Linked DNA regions of Homo sapiens: region 2 is linked to region 1. A link is a loop called in an ENCODE intact Hi-C map of the cell type or tissue named here. Cell type or tissue: heart left ventricle. All regions are shown on one strand. Links, peaks and the distances in the headings refer to the core of each region. The heading gives the core; the rest is flanking DNA.

Region 1 (5,302 bases), core at 251-5,250:
TTTCTTTTTCTACTATGACCATAGAAGAAGGATGTCAAAGTCTGATTGAAATCACCATTGCAAAATTATAACTGAGACAATGAAAGAGATCTGACCTAACCAACTCCGTCTTGCTTCTAACCTCCAAGCTGTCCTTGTTCATTTCTGGGCATAGGCTGAACTAACTATGGGAGGAACCTAGCTTTGAAACAAAGAGATCACGGCCCTTTCCCAAAACAAACCCCTTTAGCCACAAGATTTGAAATTATGGGTTAGGAGTCATGTGGCTGAAGGCTGCAAGATTCTAAACCTCCCCAAATTGCTCCTGGGGATAGCATCCCTATTGTAAAACCTAAACTCGGTACTGAAGATATTTTGCAGACCATGCACTCCATCATCATCACAGCCATTGATCTGGCTGGCACCACCCAGATCAAGAAACTGACTCATCTTGTCTTGTGGTCCCCCGCCTAGGAACTGACTCAGTACAAGAGGACAGCTTTGACTCCCTATGATTTCATCTCCCACTCAACCAATCAGAACACCCTACCCACCAAATTATCCTAAGAACTCCAATCCCTGAATTCTCAGGGAGATTGATTTGAGTAATAATAAAACTCTGGTCTCCTGCACAGCTGGCTCTGTATGAATTACTCTTTCTCTATTGTAATTTTCCTGTCTTGATAAATCGACTCTGTCTAGGCAGTAGGCAAAGTGAACCCACTGGGCAGTTACACCTCTGGCAGGGAAATATTCTACCTATTTAAAGAAACAACTGAAAGTGAGTTCATTGAACAAGAATGCCATGTAACTTTCCGTGTAATTCCCTCAACCACCTTGCTGGTAAGAATGCTTCACTCATTATTGCTCAGTCACTTGGGGCCATGATAACTCTTCAGAAGAGGGAAGTTCATGTGGGCGAGAGCTGGTGTAGGCCAGGTAGAGAAGGAGGAGCAAATGACACAAACCATGAATGCAAGTTTTGTTTTTCATTGTAAAACATTACGTTTCTTCCCGCTATGAGCATCAAGCGGGAAACGATCTGTACGTTGGAAGAAAAACAAGAGTTCTACTTTAATAAAACAAGAACACACATCACCACCTACACATCGGATATCTGGCAGTAGATCATGGCTACAGGATTTATAGGAAGCACAGAAATGAAGAGGAGAAATCAAGAACTAGCCCAGAGACTGCAGGACTCATTAAAAATACCTATCTTTAATTAAGAAATGAATATCTTTGAGAAGAAAATAATGGATTGTGGAAATGAGCTAAGAGAGGAAAAGAGGTTCTGATTAAAATTACCTTCTCAAGGAGCTAGAAAAAATGTTAGGTATCTTCTAGTACAACCTCCTGATTTGACAGAAGGAGACTGAGTCACTCTGTTTGGAGCCAAGTAACTTCCAAACCAAGGTCAACTACTCCTTAGACCAAGAGACCAGAACTCAGACCCTGGTCTCTTGGCTTCAATTTGTTTTGGATGATTAAAGTCTTTATTCTTCTGAAATGTGCCAAATGATTGAACTTCAGAAAAGGGTGAAGTCACCACGGACTGGCTGTCCAGGGGGCTATTCAATTAGAACAGTAAATAAAGCTTGATTTAAGTTTTCAGTGGCATGAATATCAGAGCGGTGCAACAACCTGATCCCCTATAAGGCTCTGGAAAGGCAAACTCATAAAGTGTGAAAAATGTATCCACCGTCCAGGAAAAGAAGACCAGAACAGGCTCTCTCCTAAAGAGAAATGGACTAAATTTTCACTGGGTGGGTAAGAAGCCTCCTATGGACGCAACTTCTACTTTATGATCAGCCTAAGGCAGAGCCACAAGTCACAAACACAACTTCAGTGCTTCTATCCATGAGTCAAGCCTGCCCCTGAGTAACACAAGGGACCTTCACAGTGTCTATTAAGATAATTTTAAAAATCAAGCACACAAGAAAGAAAAGCGTCATTCTGATGCTGATTGAGGATGCTATGTTTTGGAGTTGTTTCATACAGTTCTTTAAATTTTCATAAATAGAGTTTCTGCCTCTATTTGCATTCTAAAAAGATGGTCCTTTTTCTTTCTAACATTAACATGATATCACCCTCCCCAACTCAAAAGTAAAATGAAAAGAACAGTTAAGGTTCAAAATGTTTAAATCATGCAAAAATCAAGGGAAATAAGAATAAAAAGCAATACCTCTTTGTTTCAGCCTGCCCTTGTTCCTGTGAAAATCCATCTCATTATATTCATGGGTTCTAATTTAAAGAATAACACACTCGGTGGGAGTCCAATGACTGTTAATGCTGCTATTGTTAACATCATGAATGGTGTGGGGCTTTTTCCTACCCAGGCACCACATTTTGGAACAAAGGAAAGGAACAAGGTGGCTCTGCTATTATCCAAATTGGCCTCTGGCATCCACCGGAGGAAGTGACTGAGGCCGGCTGCTCTTTCTCAGGTATCCCCGGGGAATATACACGTGTGATTAGCCTAACTGGCCACTGGGTGTGACCACGCTCCACACAAAAGGAAGCAGAGGCTGTTCTCAAGGGATTTTCCTGGCAGGGCTTAGACACGCGCGTGCACGCACACACACGTGCGCACACACACACCATGAAGTCTTCACCCTTGGAAGGGAAAGCTTAAAAAGTCAGTTCATGCTTGTTCGTGACTTCCAAGTATACACTTCGGGTCCACGTTATTCATTCTCCTTTTCTCTCTACAATTATAACCCATCTTTCTATTAGGTCTCAATGAAAGAATAAGAAGCGCATCAGTTCTGTATCCCAAATAACACAAATCAAAAGAAATCACCCCTTACACTGAATCTAAACATGCCTGCAGCAAAATCTTTCCATCCTAAAATCATATACCTCTGATTCCCACAACTAATGCTGTCTGTGGCTGGATTGCAAAGACAAGTATTTCTGGGTTTCTTTTGAAGAGCAAAGCCCAACATATTTGTGGTAGTGAATTAGACCTACATCCACTGCAGTTTTAAAGAAAACTGATTCAGGTATGCACGACAAGGACTTGAGTTCCAGTGTCATATAAGAGCACTGTGCTCAATAACTTCTCATGATACTACTGGCTAATCAGGATTTTTCATTTCCTTCCACACACTGAACAGTATTTAAATGGCAGAGCAAGGGAAGGAAGGATAAAGTCTACTATTGCAAAGAAATATTAAAAAAAGAGTAACCACTCACATTGTTTGTTTTCAGCTTTATTGAGATATAATTGACAAATAAAAATTCGTTTTTTGTTTGTTTGTTTGTTTTTGAGACGGAGTTTCCCTCTTGTCACCCAGGCTGGAGTGCATTGGCATGATCTCGACTCACTGCAACCTCTTCCTCCTGGGTTCAAGTGATTCTCCTGCCTCAGCCTCCTGAGTAGCTGGGATTACAGGCGCCCACCAACACACCCGGCTAATTTTTTTTTTTTTTTTTTTTTTTTTTTTTTGTATTTTTAGTAGAGACAGAGTTTCACCATGTTGGCCAGGTTTGGTCTCAAACTCCCAACCTCAGGTGATCCACCCACCTAGGCCTCCCAAAGTGCTCGGACTACAGGAGTGAGCCACCACACCTAGCCAAAATTTTATATATTTAAGATGTACAACATGATGTTTTAAGGTATATATTCATTGTGAAATGATTACCACAATCAGGATCATTAACACATCCATCACCTCGCGTAGCTGCCATTCTTTTTGCGGGTAGTGAGAACTTTTAAGATCTACTGTTAGCAAATTTCAAGCATACAATACAGTATCATCAGCTGTAGCCACAATGCTGTGCATTGGAACCCCAGAACTTATTAATCCTATGACTAAAAGTGTCAGAGGCATTTGAACCAGAGCAACTCCATCTTGACTAGGACTGAGTAACATAAGGCTGAGTTCTGCATTCTAAGTCACAAGATGAGACAGGAGGTCGGCACAAGATTCGGGTCATGAAGACCTTGCTGATAAAACAGCATGCAGTAAAGAAGCCAGCCAAAACCCACCAAAACTAACATGGCGACAAGAGTGACCGCTGGTAGTCCTCATTGCTACACTCCCACCAGCGCCATGACAGTTTATGAATGCCATGGCAACGTCAGGAAGTTACCCTGTATGCTCGGAAAAGGGGAGCCATGAGTAATCCACCCCTTGTCTAGCATATAAACAAGAAGAAATAGCCATAAAAATGGGCAACCAATGGCCCACCTTGCTGCCCTGCATAGGGAGTAGCCATTCTCTTATTCTTTTACGTTCTTAATAAACTTGCTTTCACTTTATGAATTAGCTTTGAATTCTTTCTTGTTTGAGATCCAAGAACCATTTCTTGGAGTCTGGATCCAAACCCCTTTCCAGTAACATCTTTCCGGCAACCAAGGAAGAGACAATGCTGAGGAAAACCCCAATCCAAAGGCCAACTATGGGTAAGTGGTGGGGTTCAGTAACATAAGCTTATACTCTTTGGCCAACATCTCCCAATTTTCCCACAACCCAGCCTCTGGCAATCACTGGTCTACTCTGGTTCTATGAGTTTGACTTTTTTAGATTCCACACATAAATGAGATCATACTGTATTTATCTTTCTGTATCTGGCTTATTTCACTTAGTATAATCTCCTCCAGGTTCATCTGTATTGCTGTAAATGGCAAGATTGGCTTTGTTTTTACGGCAGAATAATATTTCACTGTGTGTGTAAATATACACATAAAGAAAATATGGTGTGTGTGTGTATATGGGTGTATATACATATATACACCCATATACGTGTATATACATATATACACCCATATATATGAGTATATACATATATACACCCATATATATGAGTATATACATATATACACCCATATATATGTATATCGCATATATATAGCGCATATATATGTATATCGCATATATATAGCGCATATGTATATCGCATATATAGCGCATATGTATATCGCATATATAGCGCATATGTATATCGCATATATATAGCGCATATGTATATCGCATATATATAGCGCATATGTATATCGCATATATATAGCGCATATATCGCATATATATAGCGCATATGTATATCGCATATATATAGCGCATATGTATATCGCATATATATAGCGCATATGTATATCGCATATATATAGCGCATATGTATATCGCATATATATAGCGCATATGTATATCGCATATATATAGCGCATATGTATATCGCATATATATAGCGCATATGTATATCGCATATATATAGCGCATATGTATATCGCATATATATAGCGCATATGTATATTGCATATATATATTGCATATATGTATATTGCATATATATATAGTGTATATATATATATATATAT
Region 2 (5,302 bases), core at 156-5,155, 190 kb before region 1:
AATAAATATGGCCTGCGCAATACTTGGGGCGCACTTATACTACAATGATAACTGGTTTATCTGAAATTCATATTTAACCGAGCATCCTGTTTGTTACTGTCAACTCTATCTAGATAGCTAGTTAATTCACTAGTCATTAAGTAGTTTATGGCAAAACCAGCTCAATATTAGTGAGATGTTACAAAAAGAAGTGAATGGCAAGGAATTGCAGAAACAAAGGAGAAAAGTAAGATCAATTATAGTTGTAGATGCCAAGAACAGGAAGGGGTAGACATCAGCCTCAGAGTTGTGAATGCGAAGTCAAAACCAGAACCCAGAAAAGCACACAGAGAGCAGGCAATGTGTATCAAGAAGTGGATGCTTCACCCTAAAGCTTGTCAGAGGATCTTCTTGTCATGGGTTTTCTTTGAGGTTCCAGGGCTTTCCACCCTGATTCTTAGCAATTTCACCTTCCTTCTCCTCCTAACAGAAAACAGACACCTTGAAATTTAGATAGAGTTACCCCAACAAGTAAGCTTTTATTTATTTATTTTTTTACATTTTTTAAATTATACTTTAAGTTCTAGGGTACATGTGCACAACGTGCAGGTTTGTTACATATATATACATGTGCCATGTTGGTGTGCTGCACCCATTAACTCGTCATTTACACGAACAGAGAACACAACAAGTAAGCTTTTATAAGACCTACTGGGCAGGTAGTCTTTCTTGATATGGATAGACTAGGCTGCCATCTATGCACGGAGTCAATAAATATATACCGAATGCTTACTATGTGTCAGGAAGTGTTCTGTGTGCCTTATATGTTCATCTAGTGTATTTTAGAAGTAGCTCTTACATCAAATTCACTAGGATTGAATGTTAAGAATGCAAATTCCTGGACTCCATGCCAGCTGTGAAAACCTCTAAGGGAATCTGGGAATCTTCACTTTCATAAATGCTTCAGAGGATTCCTAAATTTTTAGAATCACTGATGTACCAACTGTTTAGTACAAGCAGGTATGTCAGTACCTTTGACTTATGAGAAATACGTAAGAGAAAAAACAAAATGCAGATAATGGTATCTGCGAAATTAAATGTGCATAGGCTGGTACCAGGTGACAATAAAGGACTTGCCCAAGCCTTTTGGCTAGTAAATGTCTGAGATGGAACTCATGTACAAGATTCCCATTTCAAAGTATGGCTCTTACTTCCCTACATTCCAGACCCTATACCTCAAAATGAGTGTATCTGTCACACGTGTGCATTTGTGAGCGCACATCTGCTGTGTGTGTGTGCACGCGTGCACCACCTTGGCACCATGCCTTTCTAAGGACTTAGTGAAGACCACTGTGATGAGGCCACACTGTGACAGTGGGCTTCAACCCTGCCAGAAGAAAGGGACAGACACTCATCCTTATGGCTTAGGAAGGTCAATAGGCACTGATTCTTTATTCTCAGTCTTCTGTAAGTTTGATTCAATGCTGAAATGTACCTTTATTTCTAAGGCTCATGAGACTTAGCTGCCAAAAGAAGGTGCTCTTGATTCACAGAGAGAAACTGTGCTCTGAAGAGTGCATGTCACAATACTGTCCTGACACACCTGCCATAGCACACAGAAGTGAATCACACTGCATTCAATAGCACCTGCATTGGGAGATGCTTAAAGCCCTTAGTTGGCGACCTGGCTCAACCCTGCCATATCTCTGTGAAATAAAAAGAAGGGAGATGGATTTATTCCCATTTTACAGGTAGAAAAAGTAAAGGAGAGAAACCAATGGTAATTTTTTTTCCAAGGCACTAGAGGTCAAAATTAGATAAAAACTGAGAACAAACATCCGCTCTTTTGCTTCCCCCAATAGGTTACATGGAATTATTTTCTCATTTCTATCTATCTCCTTCCTACATGGAATACATTGCAACCTCCTTCCTAACTGTCCCACTTCAGCTCCCAAATCGAGGATGGCAGAAGACAGAAGTTTGCAAAGAAAAGGTTCAGAAGGAAGTTAGAATAAAGAACATTCTAATGGCGAGTCAGTGCTCTGTGACTTTCATGGGCCAAGGATAAACAGAACCTAGGATTCGACTAATCTCAATAGTAACCTAACCAAAGAAACACCTCAGGTATCATCTGTTTCTTTCTTTCTTTTTTCTTTTCTTTTTTTTTTTTTTTTGAGACGGAGTCTCGCTCTGTTGCCAGGCTAGAGTGCAGTGACACGATCTCGACTTACTACAACCTCCACCTCCTGGGTTCAAGCAATTCTCCTGCCTCAGCCTCCCAAGTAGCTGGGACTACAGGCGTGCACCACCACACCCAGCTAATTCTTGTATTTTTAGTAGAGACAGGGTTTCACCATGTTGGCCAGGATTGTCTCGATCTCCTGACCTGGTGATCTGCCCGCCTCGGCCTCCCAAAGTTCTGGGATTACAGGCATGAGCCACCGTGCCTCGTCTCATCTGATTCATTTTACAGAAGAGGAAACAGAGACTCAGAGGTAGGGGATGAGCTTGAGATACAGGAGATGAAAGCAGCAGGGCCTGGAGGACAAAGCCCCCTTCTTGGCCCCAGCTCCAGAGCTCCTACCGCTGGAATGAACTTTACCAGTGGGGTCTGGGGAGAGCTGTCAGGTTTGAAGGTCTTTCTCTCATTTCTCTCTCTGTTATATGGATATGATGCCTCTTTTATAAAAGAACATATGCCCCCACCCCAAAAACTTTTCGGGACCCAATGTGTGTTCCTTTTAAACTCCAAAATTCAAGTCCAAGAGCTACAAAAAAGTTAAAGTATAAGGGGTATAGCTGAACAGGAACATGAAACATAACATATCAGATAAGCTTAGATTATTATAAACCTAGATTATTATAGTTTCTTCAGGTTTTTTATAAGTAGAGTTTTTTTTAACTCATAAGAAATATTCATATATATATATATATATATATATATATATATATAGACACTCCCTTATAATAAACACAGAAGCACACTGTTCCCAGAATCTTTGGCTTGGCTGAAATATGATGATATTCTTAGTTCTTCATATGGGGGGTGGAAAAAGCCTCTGAGCGCTCCAGGCTTTTTATAGCTCTGGCTCATGGGCGGCTTTTGCTGCAGTAGCAGCCCTGGATAGCAAAGGAGCCAAATAATGCTAATGGGGCAAACAGAATGTAATTGCTTATGTGTGCTGGTTATATCCTGAAACAAATTGTTTCTTAATGCTGAGGTCAGACAGGGTTTAATTAGGAGAAATACAATTGGTGTAAAATTCTGCAGCAGGCTGCTTGTTTGGTGTCATGCCAAGTCAACATCTAGTCTCTCCAAATGGAAATTTTCATTAGAGGCCATTGGCAGCCCTAGTTAGGCTGAGTTTCAACTTTTCCAAGTCTCCTGGTAATGTAAACCTGAAACTCAGCATATCTCCTGCCTAATAAAGGGTTGTCCTCCTTGCATTTATAAGCACTTGAACATGTGCACGCTGTCTTTCTCTGTTACTCACATACCCTGCCGTCCCAGTCACCCCACTAGCAAAACACATTTCCCACGGGAACTGGGTGAACTCAAACAGTTTTCCTCTTTCCTTCACCATTTTCCCTCCTTCCCTGTTCCCACGTTAATAATAATCTTCAATCAACATATTATTACTTCAAAAATATTTTCCTACACATCAATTCATCTAATCTTACCGCTAAACCTGAAAGGTGAATGGTTTTATATTTGTAGGTAGGAGGCCCAGCACAGGTCATGTCTATGACTGGCTAAGAGTGAGTCTCAGACCTCTTGGTTTTGAGCCCTGGGCTTAGGCTAACCCACAGAACTCGGGGTTCACACATGCTGAGACATCCACATTTGCTCATGGAAATGAACAGGCACAAAATGATCTCTGTTTATTCTTTTCTTTATGCTTCATTTTATGTGCTATCTATGAAGAAGTAAGAGTGCAAGGTGTTATTATTCAAACTGCACAAATTTCCCCAAGACTTTGCAAACACTCTTGATGAGATGTGACCCTTTCTTTTGTGTCTCTCTTTTGAGACATGTCTTTTCATACACTCCAAGATCTCAGTGGATGCCTGCAGCAGTAATACTGCTATTTACATTAATTTTAAGAGCCTAGATCTTCACACCTTCAAGGATAAGGTTTTATCAGTGTTTCTAATATAAATCTTATGTCTCAAAAGTTGTTTAATTTATTTGGAAAATTCTGCTTCTAGGCTTCTATTGTTTCTCTCTCTTTCTCTCTCTTTTCCTTTCAGCTGAAGGCAGTTTTCATTACAGTGACAAAGACCCCACTATGTTAAAGAAAATTGCACAGAGAGACCCCAAAAATCCATCTACCCAACAGAAATCTAAGTCATTTTCCCCTGCAGTATCATATCAGCAGTAACCGTCATGGGTTTAAAGACATATGGGACCAAGTTTTCATTTTGATATGTGATTCTGCTTTGCCGAGGCCCAGGCTCCTTGTGAGCTGAGCCACATTTCATTTAGGTGCTGGGCCTCTGAGCCTATGATAATGTGCCCAGTTAGTGTCAAGGTAAAGGTCCGTACAGCACAAGCAATTACTAAGCGATCCCTCCTCCTCAGCCCTGCTGAGCCAGGAGGCCATGGGAGATGCCTTTGACAGGGGAGCCTTCTTAGCTGCCCAGGACTCTGTTCCAGGGTATGTTCCTTTTGAGACCGGGAGTTACTGGAATTCTTGTACCATGCAATGTCGAATGCAGATTTCTCACTCATCTCTATTCCCACAGGCTGACATCCCACTGAAGCTACCTTTGGCTTTAAACCACAGATGCCTCTCTTCTACAACAAGCTTATACCAGAGATTAAAAGCACATGTACCCTAAAACTTAAAGTATAATCATAAAATAAAATAAAATAAAAAGAAAAAAAACACTGTTAAGTTTGCTTTCTACACAATTTAAATTTTCAGTATTTAAAAATTTTCCTATGTTACTATTGTATAGTTAAGTCTTCCATAACACTAGTTCTGAAATTGTGCATTTGTTCCAGTGCAATGGATACACCAGGGAACAATTCAAGCATAACGTGAATTTTGCATTTGCTGATGTTCAATTTTGTCCCTGAGAACAGCAAACTGCATGCAGCTGAACTGAACTGCATAGAAATACACATGCCCACAACTCCACCATCTATCAGCCACTCTGGCTTACAGTGTGTGTGATTCCACAAGCCTATGTTTTTTATTTTATTCTACTTTAGGTTCCAGGATACATGTGCAGAACATGCAGGTTTGTTACATAGGTATACATGTGCCATGATTGCTTGCTGCACCTGTTAATTCATAATCTAGGTTTTAAGCCCTGC

What was found. A loop is a pair of places that touch in the nucleus more often than their neighbours do. Peaks named below come from ENCODE experiments on the same cell type or tissue, not always from the same donor. Only the 100,000 strongest peaks of a DNase experiment are listed, where the experiment ranks them.
Region 2: it touches region 1 in a loop (1.9-fold over the local background); 2 of 110 quality-filtered maps call a loop at or near these places.

Annotation. Positions count from the first base shown.
Region 1 is chr6:156,173,795-156,179,096 of GRCh38, forward strand. The region is part of intron 3 of LOC101928923 (a long non-coding RNA gene); the gene reads right to left. Among named protein-coding and RNA genes, the nearest start is that of SNORD28B, 200 kb to the right of the region's middle. RefSeq lists an enhancer at 1,723-2,594. In heart left ventricle, for the core only: a CTCF peak has its summit at 2,477; a DNase peak (open chromatin) is centred at 2,497; H3K4me3 peaks cover 862 bases; H3K27ac peaks cover 685 bases.
Region 2 is chr6:155,982,670-155,987,971 of GRCh38, forward strand. The region is part of intron 4 of LOC101928923 (a long non-coding RNA gene); the gene reads right to left. Among named protein-coding and RNA genes, the nearest start is that of MIR1202, 39 kb to the left of the region's middle. In heart left ventricle, for the core only: no CTCF peak of the experiment used is centred there; a DNase peak (open chromatin) is centred at 3,062; H3K27ac peaks cover 1,126 bases.